Linked DNA regions of Mus musculus: regions 1, 3 and 4 are each linked to region 2. The links are chromatin loops, found by intact Hi-C in ENCODE. Cell type or tissue: left cerebral cortex. All regions are shown on one strand. Region 1 has its middle 9.6 kb from the start of Gm33442. Region 2 has its middle 70 kb from the start of Chsy1. Region 3 holds the start of Chsy1 (chondroitin sulfate synthase 1). Region 4 overlaps Chsy1 (chondroitin sulfate synthase 1).

The links. A loop is a pair of places that touch in the nucleus more often than their neighbours do. Peaks named below come from ENCODE experiments on the same cell type or tissue, not always from the same donor. Only the 100,000 strongest peaks of a DNase experiment are listed, where the experiment ranks them.
Region 1: a loop joins it to region 2, with 2.2 times the contacts of the local background. A loop is called at or near these places in 6 of 42 quality-filtered maps.
Region 3: it touches region 2 in a loop (2.2-fold over the local background); 16 of 42 quality-filtered maps call a loop at or near these places.
Region 4: it touches region 2 in a loop (2.2-fold over the local background); 8 of 42 quality-filtered maps call a loop at or near these places.

What each region holds. Positions count from the first base shown.
Region 1 is chr7:66,239,066-66,247,065 of GRCm38, reverse strand. No RefSeq gene overlaps it. Among named protein-coding and RNA genes, the nearest start is that of Gm33442, 9.6 kb to the left of the region's middle. In left cerebral cortex, no CTCF peak of the experiment used is centred here; no DNase peak of the experiment used is centred here.
Region 2 is chr7:66,175,300-66,183,299 of GRCm38, reverse strand. No RefSeq gene overlaps it. Among named protein-coding and RNA genes, the nearest start is that of Chsy1, 70 kb to the right of the region's middle. In left cerebral cortex, a CTCF peak has its summit at 1,001 (motif pointing right); a DNase peak (open chromatin) is centred at 3,981; H3K27ac peaks cover 546 bases.
Region 3 is chr7:66,105,087-66,113,086 of GRCm38, reverse strand. Chsy1 (chondroitin sulfate synthase 1) reads right to left here and starts at 3,595. Exons shown (of 3, transcript NM_001081163.2): 1 at 2,860-3,595. The coding sequence starts at 3,176. In left cerebral cortex, CTCF peaks have their summits at 1,471 (motif pointing right), 4,066 and 4,960 (motif pointing left); DNase peaks (open chromatin) are centred at 3,051, 3,609, 4,946, 6,207 and 2 more places; H3K4me3 peaks cover 2,358 bases; H3K27ac peaks cover 1,905 bases.
Region 4 is chr7:66,124,103-66,132,102 of GRCm38, reverse strand. It overlaps Chsy1 (chondroitin sulfate synthase 1), which reads right to left. Exons shown (of 3, transcript NM_001081163.2): 2 at 6,366-6,861. It also overlaps the pseudogene Gm18988. Among named protein-coding and RNA genes, the nearest start is that of Chsy1, 19 kb to the right of the region's middle. In left cerebral cortex, a CTCF peak has its summit at 3,812; a DNase peak (open chromatin) is centred at 6,522.

The DNA of each region.
Region 1 (8,000 bases), 64 kb before region 2:
AGCGAGTCTGTCTGTCCTGTCTGTGTCTGGGTTTGGTCTGTGCTGCTGGTGGATGAACATGGAAACCCCCCCACACACACACACACACTCCTAGCTCGCAGGAGAGACCAGAATGCAGCTCACCTTTGACCTGCACCAGGCCAGCTGTGCCAGGGGTACATGAATGCAGTGCCAGGCAGGCGTGGCAAAAGTATGAGAGAGCATGGGCAGCCGTGCAGAACAGATCAACGGATAAGCAGTGAGTTCAATCACACAGGGCAACTGGCAGGCATGAGCTAAGGCCTCCTGCTCCTGCCCCTAAATTCTGAAAAATGCACGAAAAAAAAACATTTAAGGAAAGAAATTCTGGATTCTGAAGATCATCCCCATTGCCTGAGCAACAGTCTACAGACTGTCCTTACTAAAGTCTGTCTCTAACCCGGTTTTCTTCGGCTCGGAGATGTGGGAGCCGGGGTTTTGAGGGATCAGTAGGAGCTCACCAAATTAGGGCTCGGGCTGGAGAGATGGCTCAGCGGTTAAGAACAGTGACTGCTCTTCTGAAGGTCCTGAGTTCAAATCCCGGCAACCACATGGTGGCTCACAACCATCTATAATGGAATCCAATGCCCTCTTCTAGTGTATCTGAAGACAGCAACAGTGTACTCATATGCATAAAAGAAATAAATCAATCTTCAAATTAGGGCTCATCTACTCTGAGGGGCTAACTGACCCTGTGAGATAGTACAGTTTAGAGGGACACCATTGAGTAGGAGAGACTCTGGGTCTAGACTCTGCCTAGGAGCAGAGAACACTTGTCATATATGTGTGAGGACTGTGTCTGGTGCCCACCACAAAAACATGTCCGCAGTGGACAGGATTCCATGTATATGACACCCAGCAGAAAGAAACCGGGACCGTGGTGTGGTTTCTCTGGGTGTCCAAGTTTCCCTTGAGATGTGGTTTCAAAGAAAGAGAGTCATCTGGAAGGAACAGAGAGGTTTGCGTATGAACTTCAGCTTCTCTGTGTGGCTCTGGGAAAACGTCTTTCCTCCTCTGTGCCTGAGCTGCCTGTTCTACAAGAGTGATCCCAATGACCAAGTACTCCCCATCCACCAAACGCTGTTCCTTTGGTTTCACATTCTACGCACAGTCAGCACTGTGTGGTCCAAGCAGCTGAGGCTCAGGGAGGCCAGAGGCTTGTCCCATGATGGTCCAGTAAGAGTCATGGCTCCAAAAGGCATCTGCCCGGATCTGCTGTGAGCACCCTCATAGGGACATCTGAGTGGAAGGTCTGGCGTGAAGCATTCAGTGAATGCCCCCCCCCATGCTGCTGTGTGACCTAGCAGGTGTCTTGGGGTTGCTGATGAAATAAATGACTCTCCCCATTTCGTGAGGGAGAATTCCAGATCCTCAAAACAAAGCAAAGAGAGACTGCAGCATTCAAACCCTGTCTGAATTACCTTGTGCACAATTCATGAAGTGGCTCTTTCAGCCAGGCACAGTGGAGTGACTTGGAGAAGCCACCTCCTCCTCTGCCAGGGCCTGAGACCCAGAACAAAGATCTAAGATCCTTTGTACCCTAGGCTGGCCAGTTGCTATGGCCTTCGGGACTCGGATTTGGTGATGGGTTTATCTCCATCTTGGCTGAGATCACTGAGCGATAGCCAAGATACAGGAACAGCTTGGAAGTATCTGGAGCATCAGGGAGGCACCAGGGCCCAGTAGCAGCTGCTCTGAGGCCCCCATGGCTCCCATGGGTGCTGGTGGAAGGCAGACAGTGTGAGACTACAGGATGCTGGAGCCTGCTGACAAAGTTTGCCGACCATGACCTTTTATAAATGTCTACTGGACCCTAACCTCAAACGGGCAGAACTGATCCTGCTCTCCTTTGTCTTCAGCTTATTATCCCAATTTCCTAAAGTTGTATTTGGTGTTCCCCTAGGGGTAACCAGCCTGCCCTGGTGTTTCTCCCAGAGCATACTACCTGCTTCTGACTCTGATCCGACGACAACCACTTTCCACCTACCTAGAACGCATCCCATCTTCCCCTGTCCCAACCCTTCTATCTCACATTCCTCCAGGAGTAACGAGATGCCCTGGCTTTTCTCAAACTATCCCCTTCTCCATCCAGATGTGTCTATATGTCATTAAATTATCTTTTGTTGACCGTTAACCAAAGCAGCCAGAAGCACGATCCAGGATCTCAGTGATGGAGGAAAGCCCATTCCCCTGAGGCTATTAAAGGCTGGACCACCCCAGAGTCTTGGATAGTGTTGGTAAGGATCTGGGCATTGGAGCTTTGCAAGCATCCCATGGTTCTAAAGCAGGGGCTCAGAGGGTTGTGAGATGATCTTTAGGGGAAGACTCTTGTCCAGCCATCCTTGCACCTACCAGAATGAGAAGGGAAAGGAGAATGTTTACAGTCTTGGCCCTGGTGAGATAAGCCAAGGTTGTCCATTCCTAGCTGGAGCACCTGGGATCCGTACTCTAATTGTATTTATGTGAGGCTTAACCCCAGCCTCTGGGGCAATGTAAGCATGGCGGGTTGGAGGATGGCCCACTGGAAGACACAGCTTAGGGAACAGTGCGTGAAATGTCCAGCTTGGGTGGTTTCTGCCTCACCAAAGGCTGTATACATTGCACCTCATCTTCTGGAACATGCCCTAGGGCCAGTTTCAGGGTCTGTGGTGGTCTAAACAAAAGAGGTGCCTGAATCCTTTGAGCCAGGTACTGTCCAGACTCTATCAGCTCCTTCTCACTCACGGGCTCTCGGAAGTCCTGGCCCCTGGGCTAGCAGGAAGCTTTTCTTCCGGGTTTTTCGGCTCTGCTCACTGAGCCCAGGGGTTCCCAGGAGTGGCTTCCTTAATGAGGGTGATAAGTCAGGCTCAAATCGAGTGTGACATCTCCAGCCTGGTGGATCATATACCTCCTGAGGGCTAGGCGCTGTCCTAGACCCACCTGGAAACACCCTGATGGAGGTGAGAAATGAGCTCCTTGCCCAGAGAGACCAGCACAGTTGGCCAGACTGCCAGAGAAAGAACAACTGCACAAATAAAAAAGTGAGGCTGGACCAGATCCAGGCTGGGATGCAGGTGCCTAGATGGCAGCATCCACCCACCACTGGGTGGTCAGGAAGCTGGAACCCACAGCATGAGTCCAGCTACTTTGCCAGAAATGTTAGGAGTCACTCTGACCAGCTGTCCCAAATCTAAGAGACAATACACGGAGGCCAAGGCTGAGCCAGACCTGATTCACCTCCTTTGTCACTATTGGGCCAAAGTCCCCTGCCTTGTTCCCAAGGCCAGGCAGAGCTGGAACACAGGCAGCTTTGGCTTTCCAGGTGATGGACTGATGATGCCTTTGGGGCTGTGATTTCCAAATAGGCTGTCACTGAAAGGCTTTGGGGGGGGAACTCCAGGAAGTTCTGTTGTCTGGGCCACAGTGCACCTGGTAGATTAGAGTACACACAGAGAGAGGGGGCATACATAATATAAGCTAGAACTGCTTATATAACTAGATATGGGCACCCCAATAGCGGTATTCTGCACAATGGGGAGACCAAGTCAATAGTGTCTCATCAGTCCCTGAAAATGGATGTCTCAGCAGTTCCAATTCAGTACTGAAGGCCTGGCAGCATCCTGAAGAGCATATGTCACTGTGGTGGTTTGAACAAGAATGGTCCCAATAGATTCATGTGCAGGAATGGCACTATTAGGAAGTATGGCCTTGCTAGAGGAAGTATGTCACTGTGGGGGCAGGTGAGGTCTCCTATGCTCAAGCTACATCCAGTGATGCTCCTTCAGCTGCTTGCAGATCAAAATGCAGAACTCTCAGCTTCTCTAGTACCGTGCCTGCCTTCACTCTGCCATGTTTCCCATCATGACGACAATGGATGGAACTTCTGAAACTGTAAGCCAGCCCTAGACAAATGTTTTCTTCTATAAGAGTTGCTGTGGTTATGGTGTCTCTTCGTAGCAACGAAAGCCCTAACCAAGACAGTCATCATGTTGGGAGGCCAAAGGAGCTGCAGTCTGGTGTCACCAGTGGAGGACAGTACTGTGATAGCAGCAGCAGCAGCAGCAGCAGCAGAGGTGCACTCACCAGCAAGAAGGGAAAGGCAGCTAGCAAGTAACACTGCCTTCCCCTTGGACTTCCTTTCCTCTGTCCATCAGAAGGTGCTGCCCACCAGAGGAAGTGTTTCCTCCTCACAGTTAGTCCTCCCAGGAGTGCTCCTCAGGCCTCTTACAGGCCTGTCCCAATTAATTCTGTATCTCAATCAAGCTGACAAGAAGATTAACCATTACAGGCCCACCCCCTATTCACCTAACAACTCATCTTCTCACGGCATGTTTAACTTCCAGATGAAGACAATAGCAAAGGGATATTCTACATAACATGATACAGCTATCCCATGTACAACCAAACCCACTAATTCTAGACTAGAACATTTCTTGAGGAATGCTTGACTTTCTAATAGGGCTACCCAGCTCAAATGTCCCATTCTGAGATAAGATATTTCCCCCATTTTTGTGGTTATCACCAAGCTGTTCTTTGGGAGAGGGTTTTATGATCTTGTTCTAGATTTTATGGTCTGCTCCTAAAGAAGGTGTCTTATGACTGAATTTCTGGGACACTTGCTAGAATAGCTTACACACTAGAATATGAATAGTCCAGCTATGGCCATCTGCGTAGCAAAGGGAACTGGGTATTGGATGATTTGGCAATAGTAGTCTGGCAATGATGGCCTGACAGTTTCTGAGAAAGTTGCTGGTCTTCGGTCCATGTTGGAAATTATAGCAGGCTGTGGTCTGATTCCAAGAAGGACAGCGGTGACAGCAAAGGGGACAGCTGTGCTCACCAACAGGAAGCAAATGTAAGTCCAGCTGCCCTGCACTAGCTGCTTACTGTCCACCATCTCCATTGTCTGTCCACCACTCCACCAGCCTCCACCAGGCCCACAGCACAAGAAACATCTAGGCCTGCTACACCAAGAACATCCAAGGCTGCCCACAGGAGGCCTGCTACACTGGGAATATCCAGATTAGGCTCACCTTCCTGATACCTGCTACACCAGGACCATCCTGGAACAACCAGATGGCTAAAGGCCCACATAACACAATCCACAAGATCCAGGGCAATATGCACCTTCAGAGCAAAGCTATCCCACTCCAGCAAGCTCTGGGTATCCTAACACAACCAAAGAACGAGAAAATGACCTTAAATCCAACCTTATAGAAATGACAGATGCCTTTAAAGAAGAAATGAATAAATCCCTTGGAGAAATACACAAAAATACAATTAAAAGGGTGAAAGAAATGATTAAAACTGCTCAAGATATGAAAATGGAAATAGAAGCAATAAAGAAAACACAAACTGAAGTAATCCTGGAGATGGAAAAACCTAGGGAAGACAGCAGGAACAACAGACACAATCATCACCAACAGAACACAGGAGATAGAAGACATCAAGTGAAGAAGAATAGAAAAAAAGATGATATAATGTAAATAAATAGAATAAACCAATAAAAATAATAATAAATCAAGTTTTCATATGGATGAGAAAAGAAGAAAAAAATCATACATCAGTTAAAGAAAATGTTAAATCTAAAAAATTCCTGACACAAAACAACCAGGAAATCAGGGATACTATAAAAATATCTAATCTAAGGATAATAGGAATAGAAAAAGTTGAAGGGTCCCAGTTCCAAGGACCAGAAAATGTTTTTAACAAAATTTCCCCAACCTAAAGAGAGAGAGTCTATAAACACAGAAGCTTACAGAACACCAAACAGATTGGACCAGAAAAGAAAATCCTCCTGCCACATAATAATCAAAACACTAAATCTACAGAACAAAGAAAGAATATTAAAAGCTACAAGGGGAAAAGGACAAGTAATGCCTATCAGGATTATACCCGACTTCTCAACAGACTCTAAAAGCCAAAGGGGCCTGGACAGATAGATGTCTTGCAGTAAAATACCATGGATGCCAACCTACACAACTATACCCAGCAAAACTCTTTATCATCGTAGATGGAGAAAACAATATATTCCAAGACAAACCCAAATTTAAACAGTGTCTATCTACAAATCTAGCCCTACAGAACATACTTGAGAAAACTCCAACCCAAGAAAGCTAACTACACGGAAGCAAACAAAGGAAATAACACACTAGCAAAAACAAAATTAGAAAGCATTCACAAGGGCTGGAGAGATGGCTCAGTGGTTAAAGAACACTGAGTGCTCTTCCAAAGGTCCTGAGTTCAAATCCCAGCAACCACATGGTGGCTCACAACCATCTGTAATGAGATCTGACACCCTCTTCTGGGGATGTCTGAAGACAGCTACAGTGTAATTACATATAATAAATAAATAAATCTTTTTTGTTTTTAAAAAGCATACACAAACACACACACCAACAACATCATCAAAATAACAGGAATTAACAATCATTGATCAATAACACCTTTAAATACCAGTAGACTCAATTCCCACCAACTGGCTCTCTCGCCCTCTTGCTCTCCTCCCCCTGCCCCTTCCTTCCTGTCTGTCTCTTCTCTCCCCATTCCCCTCCCCCTCCCCCCTCTCTCTCCATGTGTTCATGGCCAGCTTCTACTCCTCTACTCTCTCTCTCTCTCTCTCTCTCTCTCTCTCTCTCTGCCTTTCTCAGTCTCTACGCTCTCAACTCCCCTCCCCATGCCCAAAAAAAAAAAAAAAAAAAAAAAAGACATAGCCTAACAGAATGGATGCAAAACCAGGATTTATCATTCTGTTGCATTCAAGAAACACACCTCAGCAATAAAGATAGATATTACCTCATAGTAAAGGTCTGTAAAAAATTTTCCAAGCAAGTGAATGCAAGAAGCAAGCTGGTGTAACGGTTTTAATATCTAATAAAATAGACTTTCAACTAAAATTAATCAAGGAACATGGGGAAGGAGACTTCAAACTCATCAAAGGAAAAATCCACCAAGATGATGTTTCATTTCTGTACATCTATGCCCCAATCATAAAGTCGCTCACATTAGTAAAAGAAACATTACTAAAGTTTAAACCATACATCGAACACCACACAATAATTATGGGAAGATTCAAGACCGGACTCTCTCTCTCCAATAGACAGGTCTTTAAGACAGAAACTAAACAGAGAAATAATGAAACTAAAAGAGGCTATAAATCAAGTGAACCTAACAGATATCTACAGAATATTTCACCCAAACACAAAAGAATATACCTTCTTCTCAGCACCTCACAGAATATTCTCCAAAATTGGCATATAGTTCCCCACAAAGTAAGCCTCAACAGATACAAAAAAAAAATTGAAATAACTCCTTGTATCTTATCAGAACACCATGAATTAAATCTGGACTTCAGCAACAACAGAAACAACAGAAAGGCCACAAACTCATGGAAACTGAACAACTAACTCAATGATTAGAGAAGAAATAAAGAAAGAAATTCAAGACTGTCTTAGTCAGGTTTCTATTCCTGGACAAAACATCATCACCAAGAGGCAAGTTGGGGAGGAAAGGGTTTATTCAGCTTACACTTTCACATTGCTGTTCATCACCAAAGGATGTCAGGACTGGAACTCAAGGAAGCAGGAGCTGTTGCAGAGGCCATGGAGGGATGTTATTTACTGGCTCGCTTCCCCTGGCTTGCTCAGCCTGCTCTCTTATAGAACCCAAGACTACCAGCCCAGAGATGGCACCACCCACAAGGGGACCTCCCCCCTTGATCACTAATTGAGAAAATGCCTTAGAGCTGGATCTCATGGAGGCATTTCCTCAACTGAAGCTCCTTTCTCTGTGATATCTCCAGCTTGTGTCAAGTTGACACAAAACTAGCCAGTACAAAGACTTTCTATAATTCAATGAAATCGAAGACACAACATATCCAAACTTATGGGACATATAAAAGCAGTGGTAATAGGAAAGTTCATGTCACTAAGTGCCTTCATAAAAAATTAGAGTTTTCTCACACTAGCAATTTAAAAGTACACCTCAACGCTCTAGAACAAAAA
Region 2 (8,000 bases):
GTACCAGTGAGCAGAAGCCAGAGAGCCCCATGAATCCGCAGTTCTCAATTTGGGGTAGCAACACCCCAGGTTGCAACCCTTTTACAATGGTCGCCTAAGGCCATTGGAAAATACAGATACTTACATTTTGATACATAACAGTAGCAGAATTACAGTTATGAAGTAGCAACGAAATAACTTTATGGTCTGGGGGTCACCACAACACGAAGAACTGTATTAAAGGGTTGCAGTATTAGGAAGGTTGAAAACCACTGCCATAGAGAGAGGGCCCTGCAAGGACTAGGGAGAATGTGACAGTGATCTGTGGGGTCCTGGGCTGAGTCCAGCAGCCATCTCCTGACAGTCCATTCTGCAGATCAGGCCTTGGGTCAACGCAGAACAGCAACGGTGAGCCCGGGTCTTGTTTTGCGTCCAGTGCGAGGCTGAGGCCGTTTATGTGAGTTCTGGAGATCTGAACCCAGGCCATCAGGTTCACATGGTAGGATTTCACCCACTGAGCCATCAGCCTGGCTCTCTAATTTAATGAGATTCTGATTCCCCCGCAGCAGGAGCTAATCTGATTTGCTTTTGCAGGATGTCCAGCTATTGCTTCTCCTGGTTCCTTGGAGTCTGCCCCATGCAAACAAACTTAGAATTCAATTGAGGGTTGGAGAGGAGTAGACTTGTAGGCTCAGTCATTCCAGCCTCTGGCCCCACTTCGTCCTGAGACCTCCCTCCCCACCGCCAGCTGCTCTGGCAGCTCCAAACTCTTTCCTACAGCACCTCAAGCCAAGAACAGTGGGACTCCAGTCCTAACCCCCCCCCCCCGCCCCTGCTTCTAAGTGGTCTACTCTGTTCAATGTGTATCTCACCCAGTGAAGATCCCTTCTTTTAGAGTAGGATGGCCCCATCTGGTCATGATCTCAGAGCCTCACCGGCATCTTAGTTGTTGATTCTAATTAGTTAAGTTTTCATGTGAATGGATGGTTTGCCTGCATGTCTGTCTGTGCATCATGTGCATGTGTTGCCGCCAGAGGGCAGGAGAGGGCGTCAGATGCCCTGGAACTGGAGTTACAGATGGTTGTAAATCACCCTGTGGGCGCTGGAAGTCAAACCTAGGTCCTCTGAAAGAACAGGCAGGCCTCCTAAAAACTGAGTCATTTCTTCATTTACATTTTTTAAAAATTTGTTGCCTTTTCTGGGGTGGACAGTTACTGTCTGTAAGAGGGTTAATTTGATACAAACTATCCTATCATTCCTGGAGCTAAAATCTTCCAAGCCTATTTTGAAACTTTTTTTTCTTCTTCTATTTTGTACTGAATAACACACACGTTTTGAATGCTCGTTTTGAATGCGCTTCCCCCACCCCCAAGATGCATGTGTTAGAAACCTAATCCTGAAATCCACACACTGATGGTGTTTGAAGGTGAGATTTTGGAAGGTTGTAAAGATGGGTCCCATGCTGGCAGGAGCTGATGTCTAACAACAACAACAACAACAACAACAACAACAACAACAAGAGACCAAATCCAGAGTGCTTGTTCAGTCTTGCCATGAGCTGCCCTCCACCACACCAATGACCCTCACCAGAGACCAAGACATCCCAGTCCCCAGCACTGTGAGCCAATAAAATTCTACCTTTCATAAAGTATTTGATGGCAAGTGTTTTGTTGTGGCAGTGGAAAATACACTAAGACATGAAACCTTTACAAAATACTACTTTTTTTTTTTTTTTTTTTTTTTTTGAGACAGAATTTTACTATGTAGCCTAGACTGGCCGATTCACAATCAAAGAGTTTAACTTTTTTTTAAGGTGGAGAAAAGTTTTAAAGATCTCTTATGTATGAGTCTTTAGCTCTTAAACAGTTGACTCCGTTCAGTGACCACCATTTCCTGGTAGTAGGTGAGTACTCTAAGCTGAGGATCTTATATCCCTGACAAGCAAAACACGTAACGCATTCCCATCCCCACCTCCATCGCCACCACATCCCCACCTCCATCGCCACCACACACCAGCTACCAGAATGAGGCTCATCTGTTTGGACAGATCTATCAGTTACTAGCTCTGTGACCCTAGGCACGTTACTCACGCTCTCTGAGCTTCAGTTTCTCATCAGAAGCCAAGGCCAGGAACACAGAACTCACAGGCACAGAGAGAGCCATGAATGAGGTAACAGCCCTTGAGTGCTAGGCACTGAGTCACTGACCCAGGAACACTCACTTCAGGATTCCAGCTGAGAGGTATTCCGTGGCTCTTGTCTTTCACTGAGAGCCGTTTGGTTTTTTTCTTGGAAAAGCTGAAAGCCACAGCTGCCTTTATAGGAGTATCTCATTTTAGCTCTGATTTTCCTTTGACACATACCCCAGCCAACACAAAGGCTGACTAACTCGGCTTTGCACAGTGACTTATCACATCCCTCATGGGGCTCCAAGATGGCTGGATCCTGCTCCTGCCCAGTCCGCTATGCTAGCTGGGTCACAGGGAAGTGAAGATTTGGCATTTGCAGCTAAAACCTAGAACCTGCTATGACAAGCGGGAAGAAACCTTGGTCCGAGGCTGGTACTGGCCAAGTCTGCAGGTGTGCCCAGAAGAGGGAGGGGGCACTCCAGATGCCACGTGACTGGAGCTCAGGTTCTTCTGGTTCATGCTTGGGTGCAGAGATGAGGCAGGGGTTATGTGGACAGGTAAAGTCAGAAAGGCAGCTGAGGACCACTGGGTAAAGTGCAGGATGGTCGGATCAAGCAGTAGTTTCAGGGGACATGACAGGTGGTGATGGTACTTGCCATTATAGCTGACATAAAACCACAAAATACCCCGTCAGTCTTGGGGAGGAGATGGGTAACCATGCCCTCTTTACAGAGCAGGAAACCAAACTCTGACACAGGAAATCTGCCCAAGATCACATAGCAGCAGATTGGGACCTGAGGTCTATGGAGTTGACTCAAACCAGTGCTTTGTGGCAAAACCAACTTAGAAAAAAAAAAATTAAGCCTGCTTTGAAGCACTGGCCATTTCCTGAAGTGTAAATGATTACTGACTCGCATTGTGATATCACAGGCAGGGCTGGAAATGAGGCGTGTTCTCCAGTCTGAGCTGGCCCAGAACACTGCTGACCCAAACTCAGTTCTGTTTGGTTCCGAGCCTGTGGCTCTTGTGTAAGGGGAATGGCGTGACAGTCCTTTGTGTAGACACCCTTCCCTGCACATTCTCATGAGTCTATGTAACCACGGGTTATCTGTAAAGTGGGCTACTCAGATACATCCCACAGTATGAAGACCCGTTATCCTTCCTCTGGTCTTGAGCCCTGGGTCACCTGGTATTTCAGGATGTACAGCTGAGCCAGCGTCCCTCCCAATTTAGAGTCACAGTAAGGCAACAGCCTTCAGTGATGTTGGCTGAGATGCAGGGAGCAGGGTAGCATGCTTGCATCCGGTTCTCTGGCTCACCCCAGAGCCACAGACTGGCACTGGTCCTAGATTTGAGGTAACGGATACCTGTTCACTCAGAGCCAAAGCACAGCCATTGTTTGTCCCAAGTAGAGATTGTGTTCCTGATGTCACAATCAGAATTCAGCCTGCACAGCATTCCTGTTGCACGTTGGCAACCTCGAATTCTCTCAGATGACTTCTTTTTCGGACAATCTGTGGCAGTTTTATACCTATTCTTTGGAATTCTATGTGATTCTGAGTCTTGGGGCTCATGAATATTTTCCTCCTCATTTGAAACTGAGAGGCAGCCAGGAAGGATGCTTGCTATGGGGCACTCCTCCCGGGAGGTAGGGAGAGGGCCCTGGGTGGAATTGCGCAGTGGAGCAGTCAGGGAGCAATTAGCTGCGGTTCAAAGGGAAGCGCCACCCTGAGCAGCCCTCACATGAGGGGAGGCTAGAGAGATGGTGTGCGCATGCCTACAGCCTCTGAGCTAACAGAAGCAAGTGGAAGCCAAACATATTCCTTGCTTCAGCGCTGGCCCTGGCAGCTGAGAGGAAACTTCTGGGCAGGCACAGCACCTAAGGCTGCCCAGCGACTTCTGGCAGACCCACAGGAAACCAGCTGGGGCTGGACAGGGCTTTCCAATCCGTCCACACTGATGAAATCTACCAGTCACATCCGCCCAAGGATGTGGCCCAGACAGTCACTGCCCTGACAAGCCATCTCAGAGAAACGGCTGGCACTCAGGATCTTGAGGGCACAGCCTCTCAGGGGGAAAGGCCTACCTCTGAATCTAATTTTAAAGACCCACGAGTCATAATGTAAACTCATTTCCCATTGATGGTTGCCACATCTACCTCTGGACCTTGGAAAGTCGCTAGGGCAGATATGACTATGGTCAGTTCCCTGCAGCCCAAGGTCCCTAACGAAATCCTCAGGGCACTGGTGCTGGGGGTGGGACAAGTGCTGTCCCTGCCCAGCTGTCTTCCTTTGCCCACTCTTCTGATACAACTCCCATTTGTGGAGTCTTCATTGCTGGAACAAACCCATGGCTAAACACTATCTTCCAACTTAGTGATGTACTGGGTCTTCCGGGAACATCAAAGCCAACATCCATTTTCTTGTTTTTTTGTTTTGTTTTGTTAGGTTTTTTTGAGACACGGTTTTTCTGTGTAGTCTTGGCTATCCTATAATTTGCTCTGTAGACCAGGCTGGCCTCAAACTTAGAGATCCACCCGCCTCTGCCTCCAGAGTGTTGGGATTAAAGGTGTATGCCACCATCCCCAATCGACAGTAAAAAAAATCTTAACTAACACCTATTAAATGTAATTTTATAAAATAGCCTTCAAAACTAGCCTAGGGCACAGGTTAAGTAGCTCCATGGTTGCCAATCAAGTTCACCCCCATGTATTTGCAAATACGCATTTTCCCACCAGAAAAACCATACCTGGTTTCTAGAGGGACACCTGGTGGCACTGCCCCGCTTTATCCCGCACCACTGCCATGCCAGCATGTCAGGAACCCCCTATGGTGAGCTGGCGGCTTCCATTTCTCATCTGTCTCCAGGGCAAGGCTCCGAGTGGACCACATTCCCTAAAAGGCTATGTGTCTGAAGCTCGCCTGACTCACCATTATGTCTGCCCTCTCTTTGTTTTGCCATGACTCAAGTTTTGTGGCCATGGGGTTGAGTTTGGGAGTAGCTCTTTTTCCTAGGATGGTGCAGCCAACAACATACTGAGCACTGTCTTCCCACAGTGATTCTCAGATATGATTTGGTTGTTCAGGTTTCTTTATGCCTGTTTTGTGCTTGCGTGGTACTGGGGCTCAAAACCAGTCTTACACATGGTAGGTAAGTGTGCAACCACTGAGCTATATTCCAGTACCTTATTTGGTTTTAATTTGAAAAAAATTTTTAAAAAAGATTTATTTTTAAATGTGCTGTCTGTGAGAAAACATATTCACGGAAGTGCAGGTGCCCGCAGGCCCAGAAAGGAGGGCTGGAGGTCCTGGGACTGGAGTCACCCTATGTGGATGCTGGGAACACAACTCAGGTTCTCTAGAAGCAATGTACACTCCTAACCATTGAGCTATGCTGTCAGCCTTATTAGAAATGCTAGCGGGTACAATGTGTCACTGTGGACCAAATGAACTCCCAGTTGCCTGCACGTTGTCACAGATGGTCAAACCCCAGTTACCCAAGGATTGGTTGGAGGGCCCCTGCCAAAATCTGTGATACCCAATCTTTTACAGAAAATGGTGTCGGATCTACACAGAACTTACAAATATTCTTCCTGTAGCTTTAAATCACCTCTAACTCAATACCTACTACCGTGTACCACTGCAACAAAAAGGGCAAAAAGCCTATACACGTTTAGTAGACAGAATTTCTCCCGATTTTTAATCCAACGGAGGCTTGAAATACTTCCTTTACAATACTGAGACTCTTTCAAAGCGTACTTTCAGAAAGGTCCTTATTTCTAGCTTCAGCATGGGGTGTGGAGGCATGGGGACAAGGACCCCCTTTAAGTTATGGGAATAGGATCTAGCTTTGTCTGAAGAGCCACATTTCATCCAGAATGAAAGAGGTTAAAGGTCACTTTGAAGTCCAACCAGAAGGATTTTCTGTGCTCAAAGGAGAAGGTACTTAGAGCAACTGAGGCTTCCAAAGGGCAAGGGGCTGTGAGGAGTCACAGAAGGAGCCGCCAGGAGCCTCATGAGCTCAGCTGTCTTGGACCGTCTCACTCAGAGAACAGCTCATCACAGACAAGGCCTTCGAGACTACAGGGCTTCTTATCTGCCCCACCAGATGACTTGGCCGATTGTCTAACCTTCTCATTAAAGGCAATCTAGCATGACTACTCTTACTATCTTAAAGGGATTATGGCTAGAATGTTCTTTAAAGGTAGACATTTGATTTTGGTTTAGATTATTAAAACATAAAGCCTGTAACTGCAGCTTAGTTAACAGTGAACTAAGATACTCGGCAACAGAATCTTCAACGGTTTAACTCCACTAACAATAAGCTGGGTTCTGCTCTGGTTGGACCTGTGGTTTCTGAAGATTTAGACCCATTCCTTGCATCCCTTCAAAACGATTCAACAACCAAGCAAGCAAGCAAGCAAACTCTCCAGCCTGGGAAAACAAACGCTGCATTTCCCTAATGGAAATACTAAAGTACACGTTGCTGTGGTTTGCACCTCTAGATTCCGACTTTTACATCTTCATTGCATTTACGAGTCAGACTAAGCAAATGCACGATGGACATTTCCAAGAACAACAGATGACTTCTTTCAAGGGCTTATGAAATACCATGGGACTCACCTAGGTGGAAGGCAGCCCTGTGCAGTCACCTTAGGCGACACAGACCAAGCTGGCTCTGGTCGCCTGGCACATAAGCTTCTTTGTAACCTAGATTACAGGTCTTTGAACCACCAGTAAGGAAGCCTAATCCCCAGAGCTAGTGCTGTTCAGGGTGGGGAGGGCTGGCACCTGGCACCCCTAAGGCCCTGGGGACTTGATCGGACCTCAGCAGCTAAGAGTCTCACTTTCAAGTGTCCTGAAAGACAAGGACACTGGTGCCACAGTAACACACCTGAAAGCTTGCAGGTTCTTTTAATGTAAACATTCCCTTCCCAGATGAGAAGTGTCCCCCGACTATGAGCACACTGGATAATGAATAAAGCTGCCTGCAGAGAACGCCAGACCCTTGAGTGGTCCTTCCAGGGAAGGAAGGAGGCAGAGCTTGACCAGGACAGACAGCATGCAAAGGGTGTGTTAGCAAAGTCCCTGAGCCTGCAATCTGGGGAAAAAGACACCTCATACCTACTCCTGGGCTGGGACCTGGGCTTGAGGGTTTGGTAAAACAGGATGTGGACAAGGCTGGGCAGGAAGGAGGTGCGGACAGACTTGCTCAGAGTTGGAACTTGATTGGCCGGCTCATGAACGCTTTCGACTTCCCCTTCCTGCTTTCAGACTTGAGTGAAGGGTACAGCTCCACCTTCTATCCCAGGCTCTGCCTGTGTCTACAGCCCAGAGAATGGGTGTTTCATGGTCCTGTATGCCCCTCACCTTCCTTTTGAAACACGACGATCCCAGGGTATTGTGGCTCAAGGCCCAGTGCCAGCCTTACCCTGGCCCAGGCTATGAGGTCCAGCAAAATGCTTCTTCCTTCAGAATGAGATGTACCAGTTACCAACACCTGCCATGGCTCTCTGTGACCATCCCAGTCCACCACTCTTGGGACTGACTCCTCCAACCACTGCACTCACACCTGCCAGCCCTGTCAGCCCAAATGTCTCCAGGTAGCAGAGGGCCATGAAACTCTGCCCTGAAACATCCCAAGAACCCAAAGATATTCCTGCCAGGGTCTCTGTTATAGGATACACTCTTTGTTTCATTGCATACACACATGCACCCACTTTCTTCACCAAGATGCATACAAATCTGGTGGTCCACTATGGGAAGTCTTGGGCTAGGAGGATGGTTGGAAAGAGAAGCTTCCATCGGCATGCCCTTCTGCACAATAACCTATTCCCTGGGCCTTAAATACACACATTCTTAATCTAAAAAAATATTACCAAAAATTTTAAAGT
Region 3 (8,000 bases), 70 kb after region 2:
AGGATGAGGAAGAGATGAGGACAACAAACTGAAGGAGGTTTTGTTTATTTGAAGACCAAGTCTCATGGAGCAGGGGGCCTTGAACTTCTTTTTTTTTTTAACTTATTTTATTTATTTATTTATTTATTTATTATATGTAAGTACACTGTAGCTGTCTTCAGATCTCATTACAGATGGTTGTGAGCCACCATGTGGTTGCTGGGATTTGAACTCAGGACCTCCGGAAGAGCAGTCGGTGCTCTTAACTGCTGAGCCATCTCACCAGGCCCTGGGCCTTGAACTTCTAACCTGCCTGCCTCTATCTCTTGTGCCTGCCTCTATCTCTTGAACGCTGGGAGTTTCTCATATGATGAAGAATGAGCCAGGTGTGGTGGGTGGCACACAAACTCAGGCTCCACTTTTTATGCTACAAGATTCAAGAATCAAACTACATTAACACAGTACTGTACATGGAGCTCAGTGTGGACTTCTACGCCAGGCTGTAACCACCTCACCACCTCCCTCTCCCAACTCAGGCCTCCCTTGAATTTTCCCTAAGGCTAGCCAATCTAACTACAGGGCTGAGAGGCAGGGACCCTGAGCAGCAGGGAGTAGGTCTCATGTGCTCTGCTTTCTTCAGATCACAGATAAAGAGTAAGTCCCCACTGCCTAAAAGAAAACAATGAGAAAATCTTAACAATAAAGAAGAGACAGAAAGGATGACACACACTTAACTTGGCAAGATGAGGTTTGGGAAACCATGGTCAGCTATAAAACTAGTGTACACTATACATGTATACTTCTTGGTATCACAGGCACGATCCCTAGTGACTTGTGTATACTGATTTTATAAGAATAAAAATGTACGTGGAGGGGTGGTCATATCATCTATCTGAACAAACTACTCTGGCAATTGTCCCCAGAGTTATGATTTCATGTCATCTGTCACTAAACTGTAATTTCATGGATTTATTTTCAAAACCACAACACAATCTAGTGGCCTTTTCCTCAATTTAGCCTTATTGCTGAAAGGGCATTTATTTTATCTACAAGTATCTGTTGTGTGGCCGTGCAAATGTACCTCATGGCAGAGGTGTGACAGTCAAAAGGACAATTCCGGAGAGTCAGCTCTCTCCTACCCTGTGAGATCTTTCTGAGGACCAAACTCAGGTTGTCAGATTTCTTAACAATCATCTTTACCTTCTCAACCAAAGGAGGGAAGGGTCCTTTTCTCATTTTTTGTTTGTTTATTTGTTTGCTTAACTTTTTTTTTTTTTTTTGAGAGGGGTCTCAGTGTTAGTCATATCTGGCCTGGAATTCTATGTAGACCAGGCTGGCTTGGAAGTCACAGAGATCCACCTGCTTTGCCTCCCAAGTGCTGGGATTAAAGACTGGTGCCACCACATCTGGTCCTCAATTTTTTTTAAAAGATTTATTTATTTATTATATGTAAGTACACTGTAGTTGTCTTCAGACACTCCAGAAGAGGGCATCAGATCTCGTTACGGATGTTTGTGAGCCACCATGTGGTTGCTGGGATTTGAACTCCGGACCTTCGGAAGAGCAGTCGGGTGCTCTTACCCACTGAGCCATCTCACCAGCCCTGGTCCTCAATTTTTGACAAAGATATTAAGTCAAAGAACATCTGGAGAACTATAGCCTACTTGCTCTCAAACTACTCCGCTAGTCCACATACAGCCTGCCACCTGTGGCCTCTGGCCATTCAGAACTGTTCTTAGCACGACGCAGCCTCTGGACATTAGCAGCAGGAATGGTGGTCAAGCCTTTAAACGCTTTAACTGCTCTTTCCTCAATCCCTCACTTGAGTTAAAGAAAGAAGAGATCCAGCCATGCTTGTTTTCTTATACCGTCTGCTGCCTGAAAACTTAGACCAGAAACTGGATTCAAAAGCCAAGTTATAAAAGCACTGGTTAAAAAATGTAAAAACAAACATCAACTAGTATAGCCCTGCTCACAAAGCTCAGCCCCAGAACATCCGTGCTCTGAAACCATTCCTGCCACTGAGTCTCTGCCTGGAAGAACGCCAGACTTCACCCGTACAGTAAAGGTTTTTGTACTTCACACACACAAAAGTTTCCACGAGTCCCTTCCTTCACCTGGGTCTACCCCTCTTGTATTTCAGATTCACTTCAATGCAAATACAGTTCTAACCATGCCCTCCACTCTAAAACCATCTCCTTTTCTAAAGGCAGCTTTGGCTAATCCCTTTGTTAATCCTGAACATGATCGCTGCCACTTCTACTGACTCCTTTAGCCTACTAGGGCCCAGTTACTTCCTACCACGCATACGCCTTGGTGGCTGCGCTGGGGAACACCAGGCTGCAGTCTTACAATGACTAAATCGATCACACAAACTGTTTTTCCTCAAGGTTCTTTTTCTCTACTTAACAAACCAGAGTGTTGCTCAAAGGCAGAGTGGAAACGCTCACCAAAAGTGAGAATCTTAAAGTACAGTACGGAGGAGCCCTAGCCAGGTTAATTTAAGCGGGCTCTCCCTTCGAAATGACAAAGTGCCTATTTTAGAGACTCAAATTATAACTCTGCCTCCACTATCGCAGGTACAACATTGAATTTCGCCACCACCTTATGGGGGAGACTCGTTCCTTTTAACAAAGAAGTCTTGAACACAGAAAGCTTACGTGTCTCCCTGGAGATGAGGTTGAGAGGCACACACACTGAGGCCAGCGTACTCAATCCCAAAGCCTTGCCCTTGAGAGATGCTCACCATCCTAAGCCCTGCTGCCTTTGCGCTGAGCCGCTGGCAGCTACCAGAGAAGCCTCCGGGGAACCCGTAACGCCGCCCGCCCGCCAGCCAGGATGCCGGATGCAGGCGATGGCATCCACGAAAGGGGGGCTCACCTGTAGGCGGCCACGGCGCGGGTCTGCAGGTATTTCTGGGCTGTCATGACTCCCACGAAGAGAAAGTTCCTGTCGCGCGGGACGCCCTCCGCGGCCGAGCCCTGCGGCCAGAGCTGCGCCCCGCGCGCATCGCCGCGCGCCCCGCCGGGCTGCGACGCCTCCTGCCCTGGCCGGCATCCCTCGGGACTGGGGCGCCGCCGCGGGCCCACTCGCTTCAGCTCCGAGGCGCGGGGCAGGACGAGCCGCGAGGCCAGCACGAAGCCCAGCACGAGCCCGAGCAGCATGCTGAGCCAGGCGCGCCGGCCGCGCGCGGCCATGCCCGCGCCCCTCCGCCCGCCGGGCCGCTGTCCCGCTGTCCCCGCCGCAGGCTCCGCGCGCCCTCAGCCCACCGCCCCCGCCCGCGGAGGCCAGCCCGCCCTAGCGCCGCCAGGCCCGGCCCGGGCAGCGCCGCGGCCGCCGCGGGCCCGCCGCGCCCATCGCGGCTCCCGAGCCGCCCGCAGGCCCCGCGCCGGCGCTTTGTTCCGCGCGCCCGCCCGCACCGCCGCGGCCTGCGCCTTTAAGAGGGGACCATGCCCCGCGCGCGCGGCCGGCGACTCCGGCGCGAGGCGACAGCGGCTCCCGCGGCTCGCGTCCCCCGGCTGGCTCGGCTCGGCTCGCGCTGCGCCCGCCCTCTCGGTGCCCTGCGCCGCCTCTGCAGCTGCACATCCTCCGGCTTAGCGCGCCATTGCAAAGGAGCCCCTCACGTCACGCACCGCGCGTTAAGAAGCGGCCCGCCGGCGGCGTGCCGTGGCCCCTCTCGGGATCCGTCCGCGCCTCGTGATTGGCGCAAAAGTGAATGGGGGGCAGTTCACGTGGCCAAAGTTTAACCAAAAAAAAAAAAAAAAAAGCACCCGCCCCGCAGTCTGCGGCCAGGCAGGAGGGGCGTGGGATAGCATCGACGACAGCGGGGCGGGCGTCCCTCCAACCCCCACTGCCCGGTACCCGCGGCCACGCCCCCGTCGCCAGCATTGGGAGCCGGCGGTCCGGCACCGCACGTGGACTGAGTTGACCGGCTCCCCAGATGCCCCGAGAGCCGCCACGCCCTTCCCTCCCCGGGCCGACCTCCCGACTCGGTGGCCAGGACAGCGGGGTCCACACTGCAGCTTTGTACGCTGCAGGCGGGGCTGGAGCCACACACGGCCACAGTTCACCTAGGAACGCTAGGGGATTTGCGGGCTGGGGAGCGAAACGTGAATTCGCTAAGTAGCTAGGGCTGCCCTCGAACTCAGAGAATCTGAGATCTGTCTCTGCCTCTCGAGCGCTGGGCTTAAAGGCGAGCGGCACCAAGCCCGGCATATTAGTTTTTTAAATGGATATTGAAGAGATGGGTGGGTGAGTTACCACTAGATGATAAATACCTGTATTTAGTCCCAGTGAGCAGAGAGCTGGTTAGTACCCCCCTCACCTAAGTCTGTCAGTATTTTTAAGAGTAGATTTATAAAACGGATATGGATTGTGTACGTGGTGTGGGGGATGGGTTCTCGGGAGCCATACACCTAGTTTTTTGAAACAGGATCTCTTACTATTCTGGAGGTCTCCAAGTAAGTTAGGCTCGCTGAATGGATTTTTAAGTTGGATACCAGTTTCCCTATATTTGCTCTGTCTTAACTTTTATACGTTTTGTTAAAAACGAAAGCCCTTCAACTTGGGTGCCCACATGACAAATGTTTGTAAATACCAATTTTATTTCTTAGTCACCAATGTGTTAGGATTATAATCGCAAAGTAGCCACTTGGACCTGCTCTAATAGAGCCCAGGTGCTAGCTGAAGCTGCAGATCGTTTTGAACTCCAGATCCTCTTGCTTATGGAACTGGAGTCACCTGAATTCCAGGCCTGTGTGCTACCAGCCCTGGTGCCAGGGATCAGCCACTGGACCTCTGATACACTGGGCCAGTACTCTATCCTCTGAACTACGGTCCCAGAGCCTAAGAAGTTCTCATTTAATCAATCAAAGAAACAAACAAAAAGATAGAAAATGGGGCTGGAGAGATGGCTCAGCGGTTAAGAGCACTGACTTCCAGAGGTTCAATTCCCAGCAACCACATGGGGGCTAACGACCATTTGCAATGGGATCCGATGCCCTCTTCTGGTGTATCTGAAGACAGCGACAGTGTACTCGTGCATAAAATAAATAAATATTAAAACAACAACAAAACAAGAGTGCTTCGAGTGGGGTGGGGTGGGGTGGGGTGGGTGGATGGGCAGCCTATTCTTGTAGCTCCTTTTCATGATTAATAAATCAAACAACAGAAATATTCCAGTTTAAGCCACAAAGCTGTGTGAAGCACAGTCCTCCCCACCACTGAATGGTGGCTACTCCTGTTTATTCTTTGGATAGTACCACTTTCTTTGACACGTGTGATTTATTTCAAAAATAGTTCATCGCCTCCCCTCCCCTGACTCTCCCTGTAAGAGATGGTCCACATCTAAGGATAAAATATTCATTGTGTAGTGAAGACCAGATTCCAGCAGTGGTCTCTGGGAAATACAGGACACCTAGCCATGAATTACAGGCTGGGAAACCATAGAGAAAGGTTCCAGTAAGACCATAACCACAAACACCAAGACGTCACCAGAGCCCCCAAGTTCAGCAGCTGCCCCATAATTCATAATTCACACTGATTTACATAAAGCGCAAATCTGGCAAGACACAGATGTTGGACGCTGTGACATAGTCAATGCCCTCACTATCTTCAAGCCTGCTTTCGACGGGTCTATATTTTCTAAACTTAAGTCCAATGAAAAGACAGGAATGTGTGTGTGTCAGGAATTTGCTGAGAATGTTGAACATCTTGTTCCCAGCTCCCCGCTTCCTAGAAGTCCGTCAGTTACCAAGTCAACAACTGATGAATAGAGAAGCTATGACCCTGCGTCGCTCCTCAGAGAGTTAAAATTACTACATTTATTCAGTGTGTGTCTGTCGTGTTCATGCTCATGCTATGATACCCGTGTGGCGGTCAGAGGGAAACTTTGAGGAGTTGGTTTGCTCTCGCCACTCTGTGGAGCATGACAATCGCACTTAAGTCATCAGGCTTGGCAAGCACCTTTACCTGCTAAGCCATCTTGCTAGCCCCTTGTAGATGTTTGATAGCACACATACCACCTGACCTGGATGCATGTCTAGCCCGGAATGGGATGTGAGTTCCACACTGAGTCCTACCTGGCCAAGTCCAGAGTCTTGGGATCTGTCAGTTCCTTGTTTCTATGTGGGTGTTCCCACTGCAGCACCCGAAGGGCTCCGTGGTAGCAGCTCTAGGCTGGTGTTTCAAAATGTATGCCCAAGTGGCAGCTCACCTACTTTTCTGCTTGCATGAGTGCAATTCGTTATGATGTAACTAAGACTGATCTCTGCCTACGTCCCCTGCTCTCACAGATGGCAGCTTTGTTCGCTCACGTGGCACTTTTTTTCTGCTGCTAATACATGTGACTGCTTCTTTATAACAGGTATAACATTTTGTAGGATTTGCTGCAATTTCTTGGAAACCTTCGGCAAATACCTCAATTGTTTGTTGGCAGCATGCCTCAAATAGCTGACAGGGTTCCCTGTACAAGCTTCCTTAAAGACACAGCAACTGGACTCAAGCCTCAAACAGAGGTCCCTGGAAAAGCAGTCATCTTTAAAAAAAAAAAAAGTTAAACGTTCAGAAATGCTTCTTTTGTTTTTTCAGCGGTTCTGTCTGCTGCCTGTAATGAACAACTGCAATGGCCACTCTAATAACACCACTTAACCCTGATTAGTCCAGTGGAACTTTGCTTCAGTACTAACACTACTTTAAACTCACAGTCAAGAGCCTCATTACCTTAGTCATTCTTCAGAGCACATGCCTGCACTCCTAGCTGAGGCAAGAGGACTGTCAGTGCAAGGCCTGGGAAAGTTGCTGGGATCCTGTTTCAAACTTAAATAAGGAAAGGAAAGGAAAGGGGAAGGGGAAGGGGAAGGGGAAGGGGAAGGGGAAGGGGGAGGGGGAGGGGGAGGGGGAGGGGAAGGGGAAGGGGAAGAGGAGGGAAGGAAGGGTTTCAGGTATAGCTGAGTGTTTGCCTATTATACACATGGCCTGGGTTCAATTCCCAATACCACCCCCCCCCAATTTTTCCTCAATATTTCCCTGTATTTGGAGCATTTCCAGTCTGAGGCAGGAAATGACAATCCATTGTTGATTATGTTACAGCTGCCTGACAGAAGCGGATGTGACATTTGTCAGCTAGGACGTCCTTAGTGCTTGCATTAGCCAGGGTTCTCTAGGGGAACAGAATGAGTAGACCCTATATACGTTAGAATGACGTTTATTGGATTTGCTTACTGGCTGTAGTCCAACTGATCCAACAATGGCTGTCTCCCATTGGAAGGTCCAGCCATCTGGTAGTTGTTCCATCAATGAAGCTGGGTGTCTCTGCTGGATTCTCAAAGAAGTAGGCACTAGTATCAGGAAAGGAATGCCTTAGCAGCGGGGTAGGTGACCTTGACATAAAAAGTGAGGGCCAGCAGCAAAACTTCTCTTCATTTATGTGGGCTGCTACCAGAAGGTGCAGACCAGATTTAGCTTGGGTCTTCCCACCTCAAAGTATCCGATCAAGACAGGTGTTCCCCGATTCTTGGTTTCCCCGAATCTTGGTTTCCGTTGATTCCAGACTTAGTCAAGTTGACAACCAGGATTAGCCATCACAGGCACCTCATGCATCCTTGGTCTACTTGTGAGTTCTATATGCAGTTTCTGTGAGGCATGTTTCTTATACAGGCAAGCATGCAGGTGCACACATGTATCTCAGAGACAGATAGCTAGAAGACACAGCACAGCACTGGCAGCCAGCCAGATGAAGTAGAATAGCCAGATGAGAAGATTAACCAGTAGGTGGTGATGCACAGACACTCAGGAGATAGTCTAAATGTCTTTAGGGGACGCCTTCATGACAAGGTTTGCTCTAGTCAAAGGCTTGATCCTCCTTTAGCAAAGAAAGATCTATAACTAAACATCAGTTAAATGCCATTACTCTAAAGCGAGGCCAGAGTTTCCACAACTGCACAATTTGAGCAATGGTCCCATCCTCAGGAGGACACCTCTCCCTTCTGCATCCCACTCCCCCAGTGCTTGTCAGCTGGTGA
Region 4 (8,000 bases), 51 kb after region 2:
AAAAAAGAGTAAATAAATTCAGGTTCCAGAAGTTAGGTAACTTGCTGCATGAGACCACACAGCTAAAATGAGAAGCACTGTGATTCAAGTCCAGGCCTATTTGTGACCAAAGTCCTCACCAGCCCAACCTTGCCATGTCTCAACCTCTGTGCCACCCCCGCCTCTCCATCCACCACTTCTCATGCTAATCATTTTGCTGTCTTAAGACCACACACCTTGCTCTCTGTTTGTTTATACTCCAGCCTATTTCTTCTAGAGTATGAGAGAGTAGGGTTGTCTTAGTTTACTTTTCTACTGCTGTGATGAAACCTCACAACCAAGGCAACTTCTAAAAGAAGCATTTTACAGTTTCAGAGGGCTAGAGCCCATGATGGCAGAGCAAAGACATGGCAGAAGGAATAGCAGGGAGATTACATCTTGATCTTCAAGTTCCTTCGAGGCAGAGAGTCTTGAAATCTCCAAGCCTGTCCCCAGTGACACACCTCCTTCAAAAGGCCACACCCCAATCCTTCCCAAACAGTTCTGTAACTGGAGAGGGAACAAGTAATTAAATGTGAGCCTATTAAGGCCATTCTCATGCCAACCACTACAAGGGGCTATGCTTTCTTTATTTCTATGATATAAATAATAACAGGGATGTTTTCAGTACCAGTGTCACCAGAAGTATGTGCTGCTAATGAAAGAGGTACAAATTTTATTTTTGTAATGAACATGTAATAAGTTTTTCCAATTTGTTTGACTTCTTAAAGTATAAAGAGATATTCAGAATAACGTATCTAAGTGAGAAGATACTTTAAGCTATAAACTGGGCATCCAATAAAAGGATGATCTTAGATGGTATCAATGAAACAGAAGAGTAAACAAATCAAAACCATGTCCTCCATAAAAGTTCAAAGAGCACTGGTGAGAATGCCTAGAAGCAGCATTTTCAGGACTCTGAATCTTAACTAAACGAAGTAATCCAGAGAACTCTGTACAAGAGAAACAGAAAAACTATACAAACAGTGGGCTATATGGTCTTGGAACTTACCCTATATCCAACTCATTTTCCAGATCTACTCTAGCCTTGTCTATGACCACAGTCAAAATGATCAGCCTAGAAGTCCTTTAAGAGGTGAGACAGAGGCATGGATTTTCTTCAGAACTGCACTCCAAGACTAAAAGTGGACTAAGCATTTACTGGTCTTGTAGAGGATTGGACTTCAGTTCCTTGTACCTACACTGAGTGGCTCACAACTGCCTATAACCCCAGTTCTTGGTGGATCCAATACCCTCTGCTGGCATCTATGGGAACCTGCATTTGCAGGTCTAGTCAGGGCAGTACTGGAGAGCTTGCCCTGGTAGTGTGGATGCAGGAAAGCTGGTGGGGCTGACTTACTCAGCTACCATCTAGGTAGGTCCCTGATCCAGGGCTTGGAGTTGGCTCACCCTAACATGTACCCATCTAGAAACTGCTGAAACACGTGAAGGGGAGGTCTTGCAGATCCAAAGTTACAGGATCTCCACAGCACAGAGCAACCACAGGATATCTGAGAGAAGTCCCAGTAAAGACCCAGTATTGATAGTGTAGCAGCATACCAGACCAATGACTCACTGCAATGGACATCTGCAAGGAAAGATGTTTAGGCAAAAGAGTATACTGTGTGACACACAGTAACACAATACAGCTTACATGGAGAGATGTTTTCAGGGGTTTTTTTTTGGGGGGGGGGAGCTTGCAAGGGTGGAGAGAAGATACAAAGGGACAGGGAGATGGGTCGGTGCAAACTGATTCACAAAGATTCAATGAAAAGTTTAAAGGGGGGCAGCTGACTGGCACTGGTGGCACATGCCTTTAGTCATAGCACTTGGGAGATAGACCTCAGAGTCTCTGAGTTCAAGGCCAGCCTGGTATATACAGCTCCAGAACAGCTAGGGTTACATGAAAAACAAAAAAAAATCAAACAAACAAAAAAACCAAACACACACAAAATCACTTTTCCAATGCTTCAACACCATGTCTCACAAACCCTTGAGTAATTTGAGGTAACAGTTTTTACTCTACATGAAAGGCACCAGTTCTAACCAGAATTTAAGCTTCTGTGAAACTAAAATCATTTAAAAACATGTGCTTAAAGGCATTTATTAATAAGTCCCAGCAATAATCAAAAAATAAGCTTAGAAATAAATCTGAGTTTTGGCTTTGACAACTATTCCTCATGAGTCATTTTAATTACACAGCTATTACCTGAGGAATTATTTCTACTTCAAGGCAAGTTTTTAAAAAATTACTCCTCTGGCTAGGCTTATAATAGAGCAAAATAAATATCTTCCAAGACTCAAAGCTTAACATAATTATCTTACAGGAAGTTTAAGGATTAATCCTGCCTGACTGTAGAACATGGAATTTCTTAGCGATGGGGGATGGGTGCAGGTATCAGGCAGGCTGATCCAATGGTAAATGGCCCTTGTATGTATTTCTTAAAATACGAATGAAGAAGGGAAATTTTTCAAACAAGCAGAAAAATGCAGGATAAAATCTGTGTGACCCAAAGAAGGAACAATTTCTTAAAATACTAAGAAGTCACTAAGAGCTTTGACTGCTTGCTCTTCCAGATGACACAGGTTCAGTTCCTGCACCCAGATGGCAGCTCCTTTTCTAGGGGACCCAGCCCTCCTCTCTGGCCTCCATGGGCAATGGACATACACACTATGTCCACACACATTATGAACACACAGCCATAAATGAAGGTAAACACCCACTCACATTAATAAAAATAAATAAATAAAAAGCACAATCCATCAAAGAAAGGTTATGCTAGAGTTAGACTCACAACTGGTCAATTTTTAAAAATTCTATAATTCAGTGAAGGCAAAAAGGCAAAGCACACAGTCCAGAAGATACTGTGTTGAGAACAAAGCACTTGAACAAAACTCTTAAGACCAACATCTGAAACATGGGCCAAAACTACAAACAGGCAACTCACAGAAGGGAGGAACCTCTGGCACAAGCAAGGAAGGGCCAGCCAGGAAAATCTAGGAAAACCAGTGTCATCATAAGGCATTTAAAGAACTGCAAAGCAGTAGGGACATTCCTGCCTGCCTGCCCTACATTCCTGGGGAGAGCCGCCTGTGGCTGCTGTTAGGCTCCCGAGGCAGAGGGGAAAACACCACAGAGAGGTGCTTGTTTATCAAGTCATCTGAACCAATAAGAGTATTTACAAACGTCTGAGTGCCCACAATATCAGTCACAGGTATTCTGACCACATCAGATTACTTCCTGATGGGTAAGAAATCACCCCTCAGTCTCTCACGTCCTAGAGCTGTAGACCCCACTCTACACCTACAATTTGGCACTCTCCCTAAATCAAAGTTCTTGCTCTATCTACCTCAAGATACTGACTCTATTCAGTAGCACCTATAAGATATTGATGACTACATCAAGACACAATTATTTTTTTAATTCTCAAGAAAAGCCCTGAGCTGTGTGGGAATGGTAGTCAATGCCTGCATTCTGAGAGTTCCAGGCCAGCATACACCACAGAGTGAGACCCTGACCTCTACCCACACATAAAAGTGTTGGGCATGGTGGTTTACACATGTAACGCCTGCACTGTGGGGGCAGAAGGAGCAGCACTTTTAGGCCAGTCTTAGACAAAGCATTCCAACACATACAAAGCGTTACGTATTTTCACACAGAGAAGAATGTTATGGTCATAACATTTAATTAAGGATGGGGAAATGCAGAGACACTGCTGGCTGTAGTCTACTTAACACAGCATGAAATCCTCAAATGGCTTTTGTGCTGGTTTAAAGAACCATGGCTCCCCTATAGGCCAAGTTTGATTGCTTGGCTGCTAGTTAATGGAACTATTTGGGAAAGACTGGAAAATGTGGCCTTGTTGGAGGAGAAATGGCATTGGGGGTCAGCTATGAGGCTTCAAAAGCTCACGACAGGCCCAGTTTTTCTCTGTCTGCACATTGCCTGTGCAGGATGCTCTCAGCTGCTGCTCCAGAACCATGACTGTGTGCTCCCAGCCTTTTGTCCATGGATTCACCCTCTGAAACTGTCATCAAGAGCCCCATTAAATGCTTTCTTTATAAACTGCTTGGTCATGTTATCTCTTCACAAAAATAGAACAATAACTTAGACAGCTTTCTTCACTGCAAAATTTAATGAGAAAAGAGATCTCCCCTGGCATAGTGAACAACCACCAGATAATGGAGGCAGGCAGAGACAGCAAGGCTCATGGAGATTAAAAGACTCCCTCAGATCATACTTAGAATTTAAAATGTACCTTTGTTAACTTAAAATTTAAAAATTACATGAAGGGAATGAAGCAGGCTCGTGGACCACTAACACCAGAAATTAAGAGGTTTTTGGAACCCGGGCGGTCACGGATAGCCGCTCAGCAGCTGTCATCATGCCACAAAATGAATATATTGAATTGCACCGCAAACGATATGGATACTGTTTGGACTACCATGAGAAAGAAAGAAGGTTGGGAGGCCCATGAGTGTTCAAAGAAGACTGGCCTGAAGGCTGAACTCTATCATAAACACCATACTGAGAAAATACAAATGAAAAAGACTATTAAGATGCATAAAAAGAGAAACACCAAGCAGAAGGATGGTGAGAAGACCCCACAGGGAGCGTCCCTGCCTATCTGCTGGACAGAGAGGGGTAGTAGAGAGCAAAAGTCCTTTCCAACATGATTAAGCAGAAACGAAAAGAAAAGGTGGGAAAATGGGAGGTCCCTCTACCCAAAGTTCATGCCCAAGGAGAAACAGAAGTACTGGAAATTATTTGAACAGGAAAAAGAAAACAGAAGGCACGGAAAAGAATGCTTTGTTGGTGATGGTTTGACAAGAAAACCACCTAAATATGAAACGTTCATTAGGCCAATGGGTCTATGTTTCAAAAGAGCCCATGTCACACACCCTGAGCTGAAAGCTACCTTTTGCCTGCCTATTCTCAGTGTGAAAAAGAATCCATCATCCCCATTATATACAACACTGGGTGTGATCACCAAAGGCCCAGTTACTGAAGTGAACGTGAGCGAGTTGGGCCTTGTCACACAAGGAGGCAAGGTGATTTGGGGAAAGTATGTCCAAGTTACCAACCATCCTAAGAAGGATGGGGTTCATAACTGCAGCCTTGCTGGTTTAACAGTGACGTCATACAGGTCATTCCACTCACTACCTCACTACCGAAGACTGTCAAGAAAACATGACCGCTGGGAGCTCTCTGAACTACCGAGCAGACTTACCCCATGTGCAGTCATCAAGTAGTTATTAGATTGTAAAAGGAAAATAAAACACTGACCAATTTAAAAACAAATTGCATGAAGACCCACTCCTGTACACTTAAAACTGCTGTTTCCCTAAAAATTTAAGCAGAAAAAACAAAGTAATTGTAAGATATTTAAAAGCAAGCTGTAGTTCAGGGCAGGCAAGCAAGGGCAAGAGCATGTTTCTTCCTTTAAGACAGAGCCAAGGGCTCACGCAGGAGGGCAAGCTCTTGCTTTGGGCAAAGGGCCTAGCAGTTCCTCTGCTCTTCACAACCACAAATAGCTGACTAAACTAAACACAACAATCCATTTCATGCTACCATTATTTGATCCTGAAATTACAGGCAAGAGGCATACATGTGCCAATAGAACAGAAAAGCCCAAAATGAACTCATGCTCTCTTATTAAAGAGCAAATACCTGCAAGCAGACTTCCTTAAAGCTTTCATGTGTTCACTCAGACCTGCCTGCTACCTAGTGTGAAAGGGACAACTATATCATAAACTTACAAGTCAAAAGTCAAGGTTTCTCACAATCGTTTCTCTTTGGTGCTAGAGATGCCCTGGGGATGCTAAGCACACGCCATAGCACACGCTGTACCTCTAGGTGCTGCAACCCTGGCTTTTTCTCATCGCTGACCATTTTATAAGTTCAAAACACGTAAGTTTCTGATCTGTGTAGGTCATCTTGACCAGACGAAAGTGGGAGCCTTTGGGAGCTGGAAAACAAGGGAGCAGCCTATGCTCCTGCAGAAGGTCCTGGAATCAACAGAAATCAGATGATTCTGGGTTTCATGGAAAAAGGTCGCAGTGACCATCAGTAAACCCTACGTTTCCTTCAAGCCCCAAGTGCCGTCATTTATTTTAAAAGACATCAGAAGTCCAGAGGCATACTCTAAAGGCCCAGGAGTCTAAAAGGCCAGGGGGAATCTGGGTAATGAGAATTCTAAAAATTAAAAACTAAGGCTAAAACATGTACCAATAACTTATACCAGTGCTAACCCTGAAGAGGCTGGTATTGCTAGTTTCCTATGATTAACTCAGAGCTCAAAAGGCAAAATTGACAGTTTTTCCCACATAAAGAATTCTGCTCTTACCTCATAAGACCAGACACACTGCACGCCTGCGAATCTCCGGACACATCTCCCCACCTCTACATCCTCATGGGTGGTGTACATTTCCCGGAGACACTTGCCAATGTGTGGTGCCATTCTCCGAAGCACTTCCCGGCTCAGAATCACACCAGGCCCGCCCATGCAGAAGTTCTCTCCAGGCTCAAGGGCCAGCTTCCCCATTTCTTCTGTGGTGCCCAGTCCTGTCTGCCCGAGGAAGAGGGGCTCGCTGCTATTCAAACTCCTCAGGAAACTCTCCAGACGATCTCCCTTGATGTAAACGTCATCGTCTGCCCTCATAAACCACTCGTACTTGTCCAGGTAGTGATCGTGCATGTACTTGAGCATCATGAAAGACTTCTTCTGGGGTGGGTAGGAGTCATCCACACCCCGCAGGGGCACCACTGGAATGGGTATAGATGTATCTGAACCCTCGCTAGAGAAGAACTCCACCTTCCCGGGAATTGTCTTGGACCATGTTCTGTAATTAAAATAAATACAGATTAGAGGACAATTATTTTCAGAAATGCATGTATCTGCTTATTTTGAATCATTATGTGACTGCTTAAATTTGGTCTGCTTGCCTCCTTCAATGGAGACTCCACTGACTCCAGATTCATTTTCATAAGAACCCCAAGTGAAGGGAGGGTAAGGTATTGTTAAGTTCTACTTACAGCTGGAAACCAAACTGACTCAGCAAGATCTAGGTAGCCAACTTTTGGATTTCATCAACTCCTACTGACAAGCCCTCAGCTCTGTAAGATGGCTACGCAGGTGAAGAAACAAACTGCCAAGCCTCATCACCAAACTGAGTTTGGTCCCCAGAGGCCACGTGGTTGAAAGCGAGAACTGACTCCAAGTACTTCTGCATCTGCACCACGGCATGCACACGCCCACACACTCCCACAAAGTAAATAAAATGTAAAAAAGAAATAAATGACGGAATCAAATTTTCCAGTCAACAAAGCTTGTTGCAAAGTTCCTCTTGCGCCAAGCAAGAGGGACGCAATGGTGAACCAAAACACAGCTGGGAGTCATGAGCTGTCAGACAGACATTGTCGGGATGGCCACGTGTGGATGCTCTCAGAAGGAGCACACAGGCAAAGGAGGCCCTGAACAAGGATGCTGCCCTAAGGCAGGGTGAGTGCCCAGGACGCTACAGTCAAAGCAGGGTGCAGAGCACGGCAGAGTGCTACTGGAGAGACAGAAAAATGCAGCAGAACTAGAGTCAGAGCCAAGCAGAGTCGTCTTCTATGCTATGCCATGGGAGGCACCAAGTGACCACAGCAGGAGAAAAGGCATGCACACTCCGAAATTCCCAGCCAGTGAAAGATCAGTGACCAACTAAATGGAAACAACGTATCCAGCTGAGAACAACTAATTTAAGGTCATCATAATGTCCTTTCCTTTGCTTCAGGCTACTGCTAAGAACTTAAGTAATTTAGCTACAATCATTCATTTATATGGATTACTTCCAATATAAAAATGACAACAAATAAAATACAGGCTGAATATCCTTTAAGTACTTTTACATTTTAAAAAATGTGGATATATATTTTTAAAAAAATGTGGATATGCCAGTCAAGTACCCCAATCCAAAATCCAAATGCTCTGAACCTG